Linked DNA regions of Homo sapiens: region 2 is linked to region 1. The links are chromatin loops, found by intact Hi-C in ENCODE. Cell type or tissue: dorsolateral prefrontal cortex. All regions are shown on one strand. Links, peaks and the distances in the headings refer to the core of each region. The heading gives the core; the rest is flanking DNA.

Region 1 (9,420 bases), core at 1,023-9,022:
TAATCAGTTCCATCTATTAAAAAAAGTAAAAATTAGCATATATAGGATCTAATTTACCAAGCCATATTAAGTTAAAGGTTATGTATCCCACTCTTTTTTTTTTTTTTTTTTTTGAGATGGAGTCTCGCTCTGTCACCCAGGCTGGAGTGCAGTAGCTCGATCTCGGTTCACTGCAAGCTCCGCCTCCCGGGTTCACGCCATTCTCCTGCCTCAGCCTCTCTGAGTAGCTGGGACTACAGGCGCCCGCCACCACGCCCGGCTAATTTTTTGTATTTTTTAGTAGAGACAGGGTTTCACCGTGGTCTCGAACTTCTGACCTCGTGATCCGCCCGCCTCGGCCTCCCAAAGTGCTGGGATTACAAGCGTGAGCCTCCGCGCCTGGCCAATATCCGACTCTTTTTATTCCCACTTATTCCCAGTGGACCAGCGGTATAAGTGCAACATTTATCAAGTTTTACATAAGGCTCCTTAGCGAATAAAACAGTGCTATCCAAATTGATAGTCCTGTGTCTCATTTAGTTGATTGTTACCATGAAAGCAACGTGACAGATTAAGTAATTTTGACTGGAGAAATCAGTGTGTTGCTGTACTAAAATGTAAATAAAAGAATGCCTTCTATCCCTTCCTTTAAAGTCAAATCAAGGAAGGAGGTTAGTCATTATCTTATTCTGTAAATGATATTATTGGGATATACAAAAATATTGAAACAGGTGCTGCAGAATTTAAAAATGGAATAAAATGAGGTACTACTTCATTCTTGTGCTCCTTGACCATGAAATTTATAAGGAAAATATTCTGTAGGAAACACATAAACCCCCAAATGTCTTGGTGTTTTGGTGGGTGGTCATCTGAATTATTTATTTGCAGTTATCAGCAAGGCAAAAAGTAGTTTATATTCGTATAAACTAACTTTTATGGCCTTCTGGAACATGTCATGATACAGAAAATGTTTAGTAAAATCTGTTAGAAATTCCAAGCATTCTTATGACTCCCTAACTTTCTGAACTTCTCTTTCCCTAGTTTTTCTGGTTGGCCCCATCAAAACGAACACACTGTGGAATTTTTTAAAAGCACATTGCAGCTTGCTACTTTGGATGAATGTCAGAAGTGCAACATTTCATGTTTTATGAAATAGTTCAAGTTGAAAAACTGGAAACAAAACCAGTCATTCACATGTGAACCGCAGTAGCAACAAGAACAATAAAATAAGAGTCTGGAACTCCAGGTTTGTCTCAAACATGACAGAAAGCCCAAGTCTGCCTTGTTCCTTCATGTCTAACACAGGGGCTGACACATATATAAGTGCTCGATAAATATTTGTTCAATGAATTAACTCCAACTAGTACACGCTTTATAGATTATTACACTAGGATCTCAGTGTATAAACCTTGTAATTAGATATTCAAGCTCACAACGATTGAAGGAATGAAATTGAATTTTAAAGGTAAATGACTCGCAGTTCATAAACCCTGTGCTTCTGTTAGTCAGTGGCAGGTATGAGTGAATAATGGTCTGTCTGTCCTCAAACCTCAGTATAAAAGGAAATTGAATCCTGCCTCTTTATCTACTGTTTATCCTCGACACACCACCTGCAAGTGCTTGTTTTTGGTAGTAAAACTTCCTGCGTGGTCACGTTGTTCATTTTGATTTTTGATGCATTTACTAATGGAATTACTGGTTTGGAGACATAACCATAGGTAATTTATCTCTGAGGGTGCCTGCTTGGAAAAATAACTCTTGACTGTGTGTATGTTTAATGTAAAGACCATTAACACTTTTATCTCTAGGTTATTTTATTCAGATATTTCTCTGCACACAGAAGAGTCATACAAGAAAGCCCCCTAGTACTGTACAAGAAAACTGGAAGAACAGGTCAGAAGGAAAAACGTTTCTTTCACATATTCCACATTAAATTATATTCTCTAAACACATGTCAATGTGTTAAATTTAATGGAAGAATAGTAGTAGTTAGATTTTGAGAACAGTGTCATAATAGTCATAAAGCTGTCTATTTCAGGAGGAAAAAAATGGATTAGCAGTGACAATGTATAACTCTTTCTAGACGTTATCTTTAAACATAGAATCAAGGTACTAATGCTCGTGTTTATTGTATTAGCACAGTGAAGGCAGAGGGTACATTTCAGCTCTCAGCCGGTTTGATCTTCACAAATTCTAAGACTTTCCTTGTTTTTGGCGACAAGCAGTCATATTCTGAACTCGTTGCTGCCATTGCTTGAGGTCTCTTGCCTGGTCCTCCCCCCATGGCCAGCAGCCTGCCTGTTCCTTCACCTAAATCTTATTTGCAGGAGAGGCATCAGGGGGTGACAATGGCACCACCTAAAATCACCAACGAGCCACCTCTCCTCTCCCTGGCTCATGCGGGACCACTCCTGGCCTTTAGTCTGATTCCATGGCATAAATTCACTCATCATTCATTGAGTACTTATTAGGCACTGGAGATAAAAACACGAATAAGATGGGTGGGAAGACACATGAAGAAGACAGTGGAATATGTCCTAATGGTGCCCTCAAACTCCACCATGGCCACAAACACACTTAATCCTCACCCATCTTTACTCTTTATCCAGCCTCATCCATCTCTGGACAGTCTGGTTCAGGTTACTGGTGCTCGGCATATTCCCACCTTTGATCCAGCTCTTTCCCGGACTCCCATAATTCAATGGTGTGTTGAGCCATGTGAATTCCACCTGTGCTATTTCCCTCAACTGGCTCTCAGGACCACACATGCTGTGGCCAGCCAAATGAGAGCCCTCCTTGTTCCTTCCTCACACTAAAGCCTGACCAAGTCCAAGCTCCAGTTTAAGTTCCCTCTTTCAGAATGTTCTTCTGCTACTCCTTGTGTGTCTAAATACTAACCACTCTTCACCTCTGGCTAAAATATCTACCCCTCCAAGTAGCCTTTCTGGATAGCCCTTTTCATTCAACATCCTTTGATCTCCCCTCTGTATCAGGCAATGTTGCTCAGGGTTATGGCTATAGAGATGATGGATTTGGTTCTTGCTGTTAGGAAGCTGTCAGAGTCTTGTGGGTGAGGTGGACTAAGAGGCAGGTACAATCATGTGATAACCACCATGAGGTAGATGGTAGATAAGTGAAGCACCTCTCTCTACATTCAGATGGAGAGGTAATGCTTCCCCAGGGAGGTTTCCCTCAGTAGTCTGGAAGGGCCTAGAGGAGTTAGCCAGGAAAGAAAGGGATTCATGGCATTGCAAATAATGAAGAGCAGATACAAAAGGCAGAACATAAAATGATACGGCACCAAGGAACTGCAGGAGTTCAGTGTGCCAGAGGTGTTCAGTGATCCGAGATGGGATCAGCAAAGTAGCAGGTGAGACTAGAGAATCAGGTAAGAGTCAGGTAATGGAGGGCACTGCAGATCACAGCAGGAATTCTGACATTTATTCTGTGGGTGATCAACAGCCAGAAAAAATTCTTTTTTCCAGATCTGAGGACAGGGTGGAGAATGTGAAGAAGGGTAAGGATTAGATACAGAAGCACAGCCAGGAAGACTGGGCAATAATCCCAACAGCAAATGACAATGGCATGAACTGAGGTCGTGGTTTTCAGTGTGGTCCCCAGACCTGCAGCATCAGCATCACCCGAGACTTGTTAGAAATGCAAATTCTCAGGATCCGCCCCAGGCCTTCTGAATTAGAAGGAACTCTGGGGGAAGGGGTGCCAGCAGTCTGTGTTTTGCCAAGCCTTCCAAGGGATGCTAAGGCACAAAAGTGTGAGAACCACTGAAATAAGTCAATGTAAGTAAGACAGAAGGGGAGGTTCCGGGAGGGTTAAGGAGGTGACTACCTGCCAATGGAAGGGAGGCAGGGCAAGTGGCCAAGAGAGCTTCCTTCCCAGATTCCTGGCTAGGACAACCAAATACGTGATGGTATCCATTCATGGAGATGGGCAATGCTGGGGGAGGAAAAGATTTGGCTGCAGATAAGGGGGGAAATGGGCTTGGTTTTGAACATGACCTTCCATAGCAGTGCATCTGAAAATTCTTCAGGACATGCACTTTCTACATTACATTGTAGTTGAGTTTGTGCACGAGTCTGAGCTGAAATGTAAATTCTGTGAGGGTTGGGGGCAGGCTTTATCCCCTAGAAAGCCTACTCAAGGTACTTGGACAGAACATACACCCCACAAATATTTATGAAATGAAGCTATCATCTTTAGAAATCCTTTTTGGAGTCAAGAAATGTATAGTTAACTGAAGACAGAATTATCTAGCACTCAGGCTATGAATTTAGCCTTTCTGAGACAGACCCATATGTTCATTATCCTGGTGTCACATGGGGCAAACAGTCTTACCATTATAACATCCAGGACATAACACCATCAAACAGACTCCCATTTTCTGAGTGCACCAAGGTGCTCTTTATACATATGGTGTCATTTAATCCTCACAAGAACCCCATGAATAAGTAATATTATTATTATTATTATTATTATTATTATTATTATTATTTTGAGACAAAGTCTCTGCTGCCCAGGCTGGAGTGCAGTGGACAAGAAACCCACGGATAAGTATTATTATTATTATTATTATTATTATTATTATTATTATTATTTTGAGACGAAGTCTCACTCTGCTGCCCAGGCTGGAGTGCAGTGGCGCAATCTTGGCTCACTGCAACCTCCCCCTCCCAGGTTCAAGCGATTCTCCTGCCCCAGCCTCCCCAGTAGCTGGGATTATAGGCGCCTGCCACCACGCCCAGCTAATTTTTGTATTTTTAGTAGAGACAGGGTTTCACCATGTTGGTCAGGCTGGTCTTGAACTCCTGACCTCAGGTGATCCACCCGCCTTGGCCTGCCAAAGTGCTAGGATTACAGGTGTGAGCCACCGTGCCCAGCCATGGATAAGTATTATTATCCCTACTGTAGAGGTTAAGAAACTGAGGCACAAAAGGCTGCATTGGTTGCTTAAAGCCTTATCCACACAAGAGGTAAAGCCAGGATTGAAATCCAAGTCTTTCCAAACCCTAAATCCTGTTTTTTATTTACTGGCTGCAATCTATTCACCATTCCCACCGAGATTTGATCTATACATAACCTTTCAAAATGGAAGGAACAGATTGGTTAGCACAAAAGTCTGGAGAACAAAGAAGGTTTATGGAATATAAATTTTCTTCTTTTCTTGTGATGTGCTGAAAATTTGAAAGAAAGTTCTAACAGATGGAAAAGCATTATGAAATAATACAAAAATAAAAGCTTTAAAATGCCAGAGATAATACTTTTTAAAAGTTCTAGGTGGGAAAACTGAGTATATATCCTAACAAGAACAGAAAATTAATTTTAAATACTAAAAAAGATAACTATGTAATGAAAGATACCTAAAAGAAAAAAATCAGATCACAGCATATCAGTAAGTAATTCCTAATCTTTTGCTTTCAACCTGACTGGCTGGGATGGTGCAGCAGAAAACCTTTACCTGCAGTTCTACCAACACAGTCAGACTTTGCTCCTGACTTCTTGGCAAATATTTGTCAGCAGAGGCGGTATCTAACCCTACGTGGTTCATAAGTGAATTCTGTGTCACTCATGAACACCTAGACGTCTTACAATTTTGCAAAGCATTTTACAGAAAGGACATGTTTTTAACATATCAAAGCAAAATAAGGAGTAGCTCACAGGAAGAGCCTTGGCCCTTGAACCTCAGAGCCTGGGAAGATGGCTGGAGGCTCCGGTGACCCTTCCCTCTTCCCACAGTATGGGGTAGCCCTTGTAAGCAGGAGGCAGGATGGCCTGCGGGAAGCAGTCAGCGCAACACACGCCTGCAATGAAGAAGAAGTCCACCAGGGGGAGCAATGACATGATCAAGGCAAAGAGCCTGGGTCTCAATTACAGAGAAAATCTCATGGCTGCAACTGGAAGGAAAGGAAAAACTTATTTTATTTTTGCAGGCCTTGCTGCTTCTTCCTTGTTTTTCTTTTTTTTTTTTCCACCAAGTTTCTATTAGCGGACTCAGTTTCTGTGTGTAGGGCTCCAAGACTAGACGTCTGCAGGGCTGTGTGAACTAATCCCTGTGGCATGGAAAGGGACCAGGCTCCTCTCTTTGGTTTGACTCTAAGGTCCAGTTGGAGCACTCTCATGCCTGTGGACACTGTCCCCACTCCTATAAAGTCGGGAAGTTCTGACGGTCATTCTAAGCGAGGCTTTTCCAAAACATGTCAAGCCAGAGAAAGGTTCCTGGGATAAAGAGAGAGGCTCATGAGGAGACAACACTTCATAAATCTTCAGGGACGCATGGAGTCTTCAGGGGTTTGAGAGAGTCTCAGGTGACAGCGGGATTTTCCTAGCGTAGTAAAGGATTCACTTCAATAAAAGGAAAACTTTCTAATAATCAGAGGCTTTTGTGAAATCATTCCTTGCTAGGGCTGTGCGTGAGGACCTCTTCGGGAGTTTTTCCCCTGCAAAATACAAATAACTTTGGCTCTGCCTTTACAAGTTTAGCTCTGTATTTTGCAGTGGGACCTGAATACACATATTGTGAGAACGCTCCCCAGCAGATTTTGGTGCCTATCGTGATTAAGAACAATTTTTTATTAACCCATGTATGCCTAGTGTTCCATTATTGGAACGCTAAGCATGTGGGAGTTATTTACATCCTACTGCTCAAGGTCATTGCCAAGGTCTGATTGCAAAAATTTAAAAAAATTGCTACCTCAGGCATAAATGGAATAGCTTCCCACTGTCTACAGAAGAAAGTTCCAACTCCGAAGCCCAGCATTTAAAGTTCGGGATTTGACCCCCGTTTGCTTTCAAGTCTTATTCTCCCACATTATTCTTAATTTACACTATATTTTAATCAGATTCCTGTACACACTTATTCCTCCTTCTAACATGGGGCAATAATGCTTTCCTAACAATGTTGCCTCGAGGATTAGAAATAGGGTGCACTAATATCTAGTGGGCTGTCTGGGGTTTAATACGCACATTAATACTAGGTTCTCAATAAATATTCATCAAAGTGAATGAACAAAAAACAGAGAAATCTGCTGTAAAAATGAATGAGTGCACCTTTTTTTTTTTTTTTTTTTTTTTTTTTTTGGGATGGAGTCTCGCTCTGTCGCCCAGGCTAGAGTGCAGTGGCGCAATCTCGGCTCACTGCAAGCTCCACCTCCCAGGTTCAGGCCATTATCCTGCCTCAGCCTCCCAAGTAGTTGGGACTACAGGCACCCGCCACCACGCCCGGCTAATTTTTTGTATTTTGTTTAGTAGAGACAGGGTTTCACCATGTTAGCCAGGATGGTCTTGATCTCCTGACCTCGTGATCCGCCCGCCTCAGCCTCCCAAAGTGCTGAGATTACAGGTATGAGCCACCGCACCCGGCCTTTTTTTTTTTTTTTTTTTGAGATGGAGTCTTGCTCTGTCGCCCAGGCTGGAGTGCAGTCGTGCAACTTCGGCTCACTGCAACCTCTGCCTCCTGGGTTCAAGTGATTCTCTTCCCTCAGCCTCCTGAGTAGCTGGGATTACAGGCGTGCACCACCACGCCCATCTAATTTTTGTGTTTTTAGTAGAGACAGGGTTTCACCATGTTGGCCAGGCTGGTCTCGAACTCCTGACCTCAGGTGATCCACCGCCTCGGCCTCCCAGAGTGCTGGGATTACAGGCGTGAGCCACCATGCCTGGCCCACCTTCTTGATTAAACAGAGGCCCGATTAACCATGCCTTAGGGATCCCTGTAGCCTGTAGACTTTTACAAACTTAACATGATTTTTTTAGGTGAGTTGGGTTTTTTCCCCCTAAGTCTCACTGCTTTCTAGCCACCATTCAGACTTGAAACTTGCAGGGGGCAAGAGCAACAGGAGAGGGAAATTTAAAATATTGTAAGGAAATAGTGTTTTGATAAGGAAGCTAAAGCTATCTAGGGCACATGGGCATAGGATCTCTCTCTCCTCCACCCTTTATATAACTCTTCAAGGTTTTAATAATTTGAATAGCTGTTGGAGGGTCAGAACAGATGTTACGTTTATAGTGATATAGTAGCCTTTACTGTTACAACTGGTGGGAGGATGTGGACTTGCCTAGTATTTCACAGACAATGAACTGGAGTTCTGCAGAATGCAAATGAGTCACAAACACTCATTAAGACTCCCCTGAACAATGAAGACTGCAAAAACGCTAGGTGAAATCCAGTCAAACAGTTTGTTTGCAGTTTTGTTTTTAATTTTCGAAGTCTTCAAAATGCGAATAATCATCGTGAATTGATTCATTCGGGACAAGGCACGCAACATTTACCAAATTTATTGAACCATAATATTTTTTTTCTTTCAATGTCTTAGAGGACTAGGATTCTCAGGAACATACCTAGGGCAATGCTGGTATGATGATTTCGACAGAGCTTCTTAACCCTGGCTGCATCATAAAATCTCTTGTGACACTTCATTAAAGAAAAAGTTTTCTGGGCTCTACCCCAGAATCTCCAGGAGAAGGGCCACTGCAACTCTAGGTTTTAAAAGGCTCTGCTGAGATTCTGCTATCCAGCTAGAGGAGATAAACACTGCATGATGAGAATGGCTTTTGGATTAAGGAAGGCCTAGGTTCAAGGCCAAGAGCCACTGATAGTCATTACAATGTATTTGGAAAGTTACAATCTGATTGTCTTAGGTGTCTCACCCATAAAACAGGGAATCATACCCACTCAGTAGTATATTTTTAGGTCCAAAAAGTTCAATGAAACAATGAAGAAAAACAATGCAGGTTGTAGGTGCTGTATCCAACACGTAATCCTCAGTTTCAACAGAAATAGAAATAGTAAAATTATGTGCCTTCTCAATATGCTGGTAACTTTTGCTTTTCTTTAAAGAGAATGAAAGTAATTATGGATTCTCATAGTTGTAATACACCTGCAGCACTCTGACCTTTCTTGTATTTAGAGCAATGCTCAGAAAGATGGTGTCACCTCTTAACCAAAGATGGTTATGTGTTTTTTTGGCAATCACATGCCATGTCTTCTGGGGAAAAAAATTCCCTATTTTTCAAAGCTGTATATAATCTCCATTTTTCAAGAGATAATTTAAGCCAGCTTAAGACCTGAAATCTAGTTTTAGGGCATAAATGCAATGATGTCATCACAGGTTTGCATGATGAGCTGTGCGAAAGTCCAACACTTGCCCAGCAGCCATTGCCCATGCTCTGCTGTTGAGGTGATATTTCCCAAAATATGAACTTCAAAGGTATTTCTATTTTTATAAGGACAGATGTAGTGGGATTTTTATAGGCATTCTAACATTTGGTGTCTTCACACTCCCTTTCCTTTTTAATAATCCCTTCAGTGTCTTGTTCCATTTAATAGATTTAAAAAATTTAGCTCTGTGTGTGTGTGTGTGTGTGTGTGTGTGTGTGTGTGTGTATGATCACAACTACCCTCCAGAGAGCAATGCATGTGTGAATTTG
Region 2 (9,420 bases), core at 1,046-9,045, 390 kb after region 1:
GGTGGTGCCAAGGCCCTGAATTTAGACCACAGCTGAAAGGGCCCTTGGAAAACTTGTGGAAAGCTCCCCTAGGAAGATGGAAGAAATGCACACACTGTCCCTGTGTCCGGCACTGAATCTGCTCTGCAGATCACTGCAGGGTATTGCAAGAGCTGCAGCCATCTCATGTGGAGCCTTCTTCTGGTCTCTAGGTGGACTCTGGCAGCCACTGGGGCCCTTGCAGATGTAGTGAACCATTCTGCAGGGACGAACTCAAACCAAAAGAAAGGATAACTTGTTTTTGGTCCAAGCTTCAGGTCCCAGATATGGGGCAACTTAGAATGTCTCCCTCTTTATCCACCTTTCCTCCAAACCTACCATTACCCACTGCTTCTTTATTTTCTTCAACTTTTAAGTTCAGGGGTACATGTGCAGGATGTGCAGTTTTGTTACATAGGTAAACGTGTGCCATGGTTGTTTCCTGCACAGGTCGCCCATCACCTCGGTATTAAGCCCAGCATCCATTAGTTATTCTTCCTGATGCTCTCCCTCCTGCCATTCCCCACTCTGATGGGCCTCAGTGTGTGTTCCTCCCCACCATGTGTCCATGTGTTCTCATCATTTAGCTCCCACTTCTGAGTGATAACATGTGGTGTTTGGTTTTCTGTTCCTGCATTAGTTTGCTGAGGATGATAATAGTTTTCAACTCCATCCACGTCCCTGTAAAGGACGTGGTCTCATTCTTTTTATGGCTGCATAGTATTCCATGGTGTATATGTATCATATTTTCTTTACTCAATCTATCATTGATGAGCATTTGGGTTGATTCCACATCTTTTCTATTGTGAATAGTGCTGCCATGAACATACGCATGCATGTATCTTTATAACAGAATGATGTATATTCCTTTGGGTATATGCTCAGTAATGGGATTGCTTGGTCAAATGGTGTTTCTGCCTCTAGATCTTTGAGGAATTGCCACACTGTCTTCCACAATAGTTGAACTAATTTACACTCCCACCAATACCCACTGCTTCTAAAACAATCTCTTGAAATAGATTTTCACCTTGGCACATGGGATAGAAGCCAAGAGGAGGCTTATTGGAGCTAGAAGAGGACTGGAATTAGCCAATGGGGAAGTGGGTGAAATGAATCTCAGAAGAGCTATTCCAGAGGACAAAGGGACAGTGAGGTCCCATCTTCTGATGTGCCCTAATGACCTCGGTGTGGAAACCCCAAACCCTATCCCTCCACCTGTCAAGAAGAGAGAGAGGTCAGCCTCCAGCCTGCCTCAGCTGTCCTGCGCCTGCCCCAGTGCCTACATGGTCTTCAGAGAGAGAGGCCTTGTCTTCCTGAGGGAGACGTTCCCAGGTCTGCCCTCCCAGGCAGCTGCATGAGACAGATGGCATCCAGGCTACGATGGAAGGGAGGGGAGAGGCCAGGACCAGTGCAAAGTCCCTAACTTCCCCTGCATGGCTTCGCTGAGTTCTGACCAGAGTTCCTACGGTGGGGGGAGCTTGAGCCCTTTCTGAGCTTAGAGTGTAAACTCTAACCAGCCTGGCTAAGCAGGACTTGAAGCAGCTGCCAAATGAAAAAGACCTGCCAGTTCCCCACCTAGGTGGATACCCAGTCACCCCCATGAAGTTTCAGGGACCCTTCCTAGTGACTCCATTTTAAGGCAAGTAGTCACTAATTACCCGGGGACATTGTTGGTCAAGCAGATCAAAGAGGTTACTTGCTTTCAGAGATGGGACAAACTGGAAGTTCTCAGCATTCTCTTACCTCTATTACAGGACCTTTAGACTAATGACATATTTAATTAAACAGGAGCATGTATGAGAGATAGCAACATGTCCTCCAACAGAATTTCAGCCAATCTGTGTCACTTTCAAATGTGGTTTTACATTGATTTGTTAGGACTTGATGGTTTAGGAAAAGGCAAAGGAAGAAATGATATGCTTTGCAGGTTTAAACTGCTAGATGGGTCCCCTTCCTCCGGGATCTTCTGTGATTCTGAGATCCGATGCCTTAACTAAGGGCATTCTGGGCTGTCAGGAAGGGGTGGTGTTGACTGGAGTTACTTGAGTCTTGCTGAAGGAGGCTTGACTTCAGATGATAAAATTCAGACAGACAGAGAAAGAAGAATGTGGGGAGGACTCTAGGATAGGAAGAAAATTCAAGCACGGATGAAATAGGAGTCACCATGCGATATTCAGGAGACATTGAGGGGACATTGAGATATTCAGGATGAATCGTTATTTACTGAAGGAGCCTGTGGTAAATAAGAGGTTTTTCTCTATGTGGAGGCACTAGAGCCAGGGGAATCCACGTTCAGCTAGATCATTGAGTTCTGAATCTTCCCTCTCCAAAACCCCTGTTAGCTCCACACATTCCAAAGCTCTGAAATGAAACAGCTACAGAATCTTTCTCTCCCTTTCCCTGCCTTGACTACTGCCAATCAGGGCAGGCATTCTTGCAAATACTTTATAATTGAAGGAGGAAAACAATGCCCTGGCTCCAAAGTGGCATTGAGGACACAAGCTGTGACTAGTTTCTGATTTTCCTCCCTGTTGGGTGGGCTTGAGTCATTGATGTGGTCCATGTGGCTGCTGCCCTACCCTCATCTTTACTGTTGCCTGGGAGGTGGCAGGAGAATCTTCTATGAGTGAGGAAAATATCACCCTCCGCCTGTGCCTTATTGGATACAGTTGGGTCCTGTGGCCACTAATGGCTGCAAGGGAAGCTGGCAAAGGGGGCTTGGGAGGGAGGGGCCGACACAGCTGCCACTGGTTTGAGCCAATTACGATTCATGTCCTGGGACTGGAAATAATGAGGCCAAACAAAGCAGAGATTCTGCCATCAGACAGCAGAGGGGTGGCTTTCGCAGAAAGGTCAGTGGGGCAGGCAGGTCTTTTCCCGGCACCTGCTATGTGCACAAATAATGACAATGAGGCTGAGCAGTGAAAGGACCTGCCTGGGGTCACAGAGCAAGCACAACTCCAGAGCACACCACCTCCAGGCTGGGCGCTGTCTTTTCTCCTGTGATCCCAGCACAGTGGACCAAGTGCTGGTGGCTCAATGTAAATTTCAAGGCCCCAGGAACTCCTTCACTGAAGATACTCATAGTTTTTAACCCTTACTATGCATCAGAATAACTTGTGGAACTTGCAAAAACTCATGAATGTCCAGACTTCATTCCCTGAAGTTCAGATTCAATTGGTCTGCAGTAGGCCCCGGGCAGCCTCCTTTGCAAAGCTTCCCAGGTATAATGGTGTTCTACTCTCCCCAGTTATTCAATGAAACACAAACTTAGGTGTTTCTATGAAGGTATTTTGTAGATGAAATTAAAACCCCAAATCAGTTGACTTTAAGTAAGGGAGAGTATCCTAGACCAGCAGTCCCCAACCGTTTTGGCACTGGTCACCAGTTCCATGCAAGAAAATTTTTCCGTAGATGGGGTGGGGTGCGAGGGGATGGTTTCAGGATGATTCAAGCATGTTTCATTTATTGTGCATCTTTCTTTCTATTATTATTACATACTCACCATAATGTAGAATCAGTGGGAGCCCTGAGCTTGTCTTCCTGCAACTAGATGGTCCCTTCTGGGGGTGATGGGAGGCAAGGACAGATCATCAGGCATTAGATTCTCATAAGGAGCCTGAAGCCTAGATCCCTTGCATGTGTAGTTCACAGTAGGGTTTGCGATCCTGTGAGAATCCAATGCCACTGATCTCACAGGCAATCAGATCCTAACAGGCCATGGACTGGTACCAGTCTGTGGCCCAGGGGCTGGGGACCCCTGTCCTAGACAATCCAGATGGGCCTGATTCAATGCATCAGAAGGCCTTAGAAGCAAAGCTGAGGCGTCCTTGATGAAGAAGAAATGTCATGGTGGACAGCAGCATCAGCTGGTGTCTGTGAGTTCCAGCCTGTCCTTCCTGATGATCAGCCTGCCCTATGGATTTCAGACTTGCCTCGTCACACCTCGCAATTAAGCCAATTCCGTGCAAAAAATCTCGAATTATACATCTCTCACGGGTTCTGCTGAGAACCAGGGAGTTATTCAGTAGTTGTTAAGCCAAAGGGCATCAGAATAAAATAACACAAGGTCAAATCTCATCTCTTCTCCCTGCGACCTTCGTGGCTGCAGTTCCTTCAGCTATAAAGTGGGGATCTCGGTGTTCGGTGCACAGGCATCCTGTGAAGGGTAACTGCTCTCAGGAGTGTGTACGTTCACTACACATCAGGACTGAGTGATGGCAGCTGCTCTTATACTGCTAGGCTATTCTGGGCCATGAGCAAATAAATGTTCAGACAAAAAATGCGGCTGGTGTTCCCTCACCATTGCTTGACATCTAAAGTTTAGGGCCTTGGAGTGACCTAATCCGGCTTCCCCCAGCTTGCTCCCGCAGTAGGCAAGAGGGCGCCTGCGCACACACAGACACGTGGACGCTGCACCCCAGCAGGTGCAGGACACCGAGGCGGCCGCCCAGCTCCGGTCATGAAAGCAGCCAGGAGTTCCATCGGTCACCCATCATCGCTCTCCTGGGAGTTTTAATAGGTGTTTTGGTTACAGGACTCCAGGTCTCGCTGCTCACTTGGTGAGTCGTGGCGGTCCTGCCGGCCCTGCTGCCGCCGCACTCGGTTTCGGGGCTGCGGCTCGGCTCCGCACCGCGCGGCGTGGACGCGCTCCTCCCGGGGGCTCCCGCGCCTCCCACCAGCGCCTCCCGGCGAGCTGGCTCGGCCTCCAGCCTGGCGAAGCAGTGCCCTCTGGCGGCCACGCACTGCAGCAGCGGCTCGCTCGGCAAGACGGAGGCCGAAACCTGAAACCGGCTCTGGGCCCTGATTTCTTTCTAAGCCACTGTTTTTTGACTTGGAAATCCATAAGAAATCCAAAATTGTAGGTTTTTCTCTTTTTTTATGAAACAATTTTTGTATTTTCCACAGACAATAAATTAGATGTTTCTGTTCCTGGTAGTGCCCAATGTGAGGATGGATACATTTAGCACCTGCACATGTGAAGGTGACCCGACATTAAAAGTAGGGAAACTCCGTGTGGATTTCGGTGATGAGCTACACGTTCACAAAACCACCCTTGATAGTCATTTCCACAACTTCCAGTCCTGAGAACTGGTCACTCCAGCAGGTTTAAGGTAATAATCTGTGGGTCAAAGTTAAGTCAAAGTTAAGCCTTGGATACGCAGAGAGGAGCCGCCTCTTTGTCTATTTACCTTGTCACTAGCCATCCGCGTATGGACCTCAGCCCCTCGTGTCACCCCTCTGGGTCTCCGTCTCCTAACCTAGGAAAGAAGAGGGTTAAAATAGAGCCTCTTCAGCGTTTGCATTTAGGATCCAAGGGCTAGTCATTCTGGAATAGTCATTCATTCAGCAAATACCACGTGTCAAGTGGAGAGGGTTCAGGTTCACCAGGGAGCAAACCTGTGCGTTCCCGGATGTTAAATTGTAGCAAGGGAGAAAGGTACTAAGCAATAAACCTAAAGATGACACAGTGTGTTAGAAGGTGAGAATGAACGCCAGGTGGAAACTGGCACAGGTGTGGGACTCGAGAGTGGTAGCCCAGGGAAAGGCTGAGGGAGAGGCAGTTTCAGATGACGGAATCAGGCCAGGACTCTGAAAAGTGTCCTTTGAGCAAAGACCTGTAGAAGGGCATGAGAAAACCACAGGGTCTTTCTGAAGAAGAGACTTCCAGGCAGAAGGAAGCCTGCAGAGGCCCGAGGTGAGAGCGGTCCGTTAAACTTGCGGACCAAGGAGAAAGCCTGTGTGGCTGAATCAGAGTGGCTGAAGAGTAGCGATGGCTGGGGAGGCTAGGAGGTCACAAGAGATGGTTACACAGAACCTGCTGGGCCACCGCAAAGGATTTGCCTTTGACTCTGAAAGAAACGGGGCCATTGGAGGTTTTGAGCAGAGGAGCGGCACGATCTGCCTGATGTTTTCACAGGTCTGTCTTAGCCTGCTCGGGCTGCCATACATAACAAAATGCCATAGACTGGGTAACTTACACAGCAAACATTTCCTCACAGCTCTGGAGGCTAGAAAGTCCAAGAAAGTCCGGTGAGGAGGCTGGGCGCTGTGACTCACGCCTGTAACCCCAGCACTTTGGGAGGCTGAGGCAGGTGGATCACTAGGTCAGGAGTTCGAGACCAGCCTGGCCAATATAGTGAAACCCCATCTCTACTAAAAATACAAAAATTAGCTGGGTGTGGTGGCACGTGCCTGTACTCCCAGCTACTCGGGAGGCTGAGGCAGGAAAATCACTTGAACCCAGGAGGTGGAAGTTGCAGTGTGCCGAGATCACGCCATTGCACTCTAGCCTGGTGACAGAGCGAGACTCCATCTCAGAAAAAAAAAATCAAAAAGGCCTCCATCTCAAAAACAACAACATAAAAAAAAAGAAAAAGTCTGGTGAGGGTCCTCTTTCTGGCTTGCACACGGCTGGCCACCTGCCCACTGTGTCTTCACATGGTAGAGAGAGAAAGTAATGCCTGGTGTCTTCTTCCTCTTCCCATAAGGGCACTAATCCCATCATGCAGCTCCGCCTGTGTGACCTCATCCAAATCTAATAATCTCCCACAGGCCCCACCTCCAAATACCATCACACTGGAGGCTGGGGCTTCAACATACGAACTTGGGGGAGATTCAAGTGTTCAGCCCTTAACAAGGTCACCCAGGCTACTGTATGAGCTACTGTAGATCACAAGGGTGGGCGGAGATGGGGGCAGGAAAAGCAGGAAACCACAGTGAGCATCGAGGCGAGGGTGGTGGCTGTGGCTTGGGCTGGTTTGGTAGTAGTGGAGACGGTGAGGAATGGTCAGATTCTGGAGAGACTTTGAAAGCAGAGACCACAGGATTTCCCAACAGGTTGAATGCAGAATGTGAAAGGAAAAAGAAGTAAAGGATGATTAAGTCTGAACGAAGTAACTGGAAGCTGTTATTGAGAGGGGAAATTGACATGGGTGGGGCAGAGATCTGCAGGGGGGCCAGATATTTCATTTGGGACATGTTGATAAACTTTAAGACATCTGTTTGTGAAGAGAGAGAAGTGAATGTGCAAAGTTCAGGAGATTCAGGGGACAGTTGTTGCTAGAGATAATTTTCATCCTATAAAGAACGTGGGTTCTAGAGTCAGGCGGATTTGTGCTCAAATCTCAGTCCTGTTACTTACTGTCTATGTCAGCCTGAAACAATGTCTTAACTTCTCTGAACCTTGTTATTCAATATTTATATTTTCAGCTCCTCATGTGTCAGGCACTGTACCAGGTACTGGGATTGAAAAAATAAGCAAAGTCCCTGTGCTCATGGACTCTACACTGGTCAAACAGGGATGAGAATGAATGTCCACTTAGTGTTCATTGAATGAATAAAGCGTATAAACTGCCTCAGGCACTCAGTATAGTGATTTGCCCAGTAAATAGCTGCTCTCACCACGCTTTCCTTGCTTTCTACCCATTGGAGGACAATTTGTGTTGCATACTCGGACTGACAAGTAAAGATCTAGAGGACATTTTGGGTGCCACGGAAACTATAGAACTGATTCCCCAAGACTAGAAGGTGGTCCAAAATACCAGAAATTATAGAATAATATGTTGCCTGCACAGCAGAATACAGCCTCTGATTTTCCTTCTTTGGAATTATTCTAGAGACCAGATACTAAACCCAGCTCAGGGACATTGTAACAATGACCAAAATTGAGCTGGTGCTTGAGGATGCATGGGTAGTCTAACAAGCAAATAGCTGGGGCAGCATCTTACCATGAGGGTTGTTCTCATTGTAATCAGCATCCTCTTAGATAGAAGCGCTACATTTCTTCTTAAGTGACGAATTTCTGGGATTGCTTCTTTTACTCTAAGCTAACTCTTGGAGATGAAAAGTCAACCACAGAGAGATCACCAAGGGTGAGAAGAGGCCCTGGGATGGAAGTCTGAGGCCCCTGAACATTCAAAGGGTGGGCAGAGAAAGAGGCTGCCAAGGGTGCTGAGAGGCAGTGGCTGTTGAGATGGGAGAGGGCAGAGGGGAGCGGGGAAGATCAAGAATGGGAAGTGGGGGCAAAGGGCAGCCCCACGCAATGCTGCAGAGAAGACAAGGAAGTGGAAGCCGGGGAGGTCGCACTGGATTTAGCAATGTTACTTCCGTCCGTGGCCTTAGTTGCATCCAGGGAGCAGTGGGCTGACGGATATATGAAGGATAAGGAAGAAGAGACAATGGACAGAAACATAATTCAAGATATTTGGCTGTGAAAAGCAAGAGACTGGATTATCTAGACAAGGAAAATGTGAGTTTGAGAGAGAGTTTTTCAAAGGAAAGAATGGTGAACACTGTTCTAGCCTGGCGTGCGTTGTGCTCGCTTGGAGGAGGATGGGGACTCATGACAGGAAAGTGGTGGCAGGAACAACTTGAGATGTGGGAGTGCAGTCTTCCCCAAGGGAGAGTGCAAATATCAAAATAGAGGACTACGGGCTGGCCTGAAGAGCACAGCACCGCCTGCCACAAGCACGTGCCCAGGGGAAAGTACAGAGAAGTGAGGGAGTGAATGAGGGGCTGGGAGTCCTGGGACAGCATCCTGAGCTCAAGTAGGGTTAGATGAATGGAGAAACACTTCCCTGGTCATGGCAGGAGCCATGAGGAAAGATGAGAAGAGGATGCTGGGGAGTTTGCAAGTGAGGCCCAATGGATGATTTCCATTGTTCTATGAAGTGGGAAGAGACTCAGTCAGGCTGAGGGCCAGGTGGATCAGGAGTCTGGAGACACAGAGGATATTCCTTAATTATTTTCTTGTTATTTCCAAGACTTTTTAATTTATTTATTTATTTATTTATTTATTTTCTTTTATTATTATTATACTTTAAGTTTTAGGGTACATGTGCACAATGTGCAGGTTAGTTACATATGTATACATGTGCCATGCTGGTGTGCTGCACCCACTAACTCGTCATCTAGCATTAGGTATATCTCCTAATGCTATCCCTCCCCCCTCCCCCCACCCCACAACAGTCCCCAGAGTGTGATGTTCTCCTTCCTGTGTCCATGTGTTCTCATCGTTCAATTCCCACCTATGAGTGAGAATGTGCAGTGTTTGGTTTTTTGTTCTTGCAATAGTTTACTGAGAATGATGATTTCCAATTTCATCCATGTCCCTACAAAGGGCATGAACTCATCATTTTTTATGGCTGCATAGTATTCCATGGTGTATATGTGCCACATTTTCTTAATCCAGTCTATCATTGTTGGACATTTGGGTTGGCTCCAAGTCTTTGCTATTGTGAATAGTGCCGCAATAAACATGTGTGTGCATGTGTCTTTATAGTAGCATGATTTATAGTCCTTTGGGTATATACCCAGTAATGGGATGGCTGGGTCAAATGGTATTTCTATTCTAGATCCCTGAGGAATCGCCACACTGACTTCCACAATGGTTGAACCAGT

Evidence for each region. Peaks named below come from ENCODE experiments on the same cell type or tissue, not always from the same donor. Only the 100,000 strongest peaks of a DNase experiment are listed, where the experiment ranks them.
Region 2: a loop joins it to region 1, with 5 times the contacts of the local background. A loop is called at or near these places in 95 of 110 quality-filtered maps.

The regions. Positions count from the first base shown.
Region 1 is chr6:148,944,465-148,953,884 of GRCh38, reverse strand. UST (uronyl 2-sulfotransferase) reads right to left here. Exons shown (of 8, transcript NM_005715.3): 4 at 1-13. Among named protein-coding and RNA genes, the nearest start is that of UST-AS1, 16 kb to the left of the region's middle. In dorsolateral prefrontal cortex, for the core only: CTCF peaks have their summits at 5,594 and 5,810 (motif pointing right); a DNase peak (open chromatin) is centred at 5,784.
Region 2 is chr6:148,555,272-148,564,691 of GRCh38, reverse strand. No RefSeq gene overlaps it. Among named protein-coding and RNA genes, the nearest start is that of UST, 190 kb to the left of the region's middle. RefSeq lists a silencer at 4,666-4,845. In dorsolateral prefrontal cortex, for the core only: CTCF peaks have their summits at 4,564 and 4,764 (motif pointing left); DNase peaks (open chromatin) are centred at 4,431 and 4,751; H3K4me3 peaks cover 741 bases; H3K27ac peaks cover 774 bases.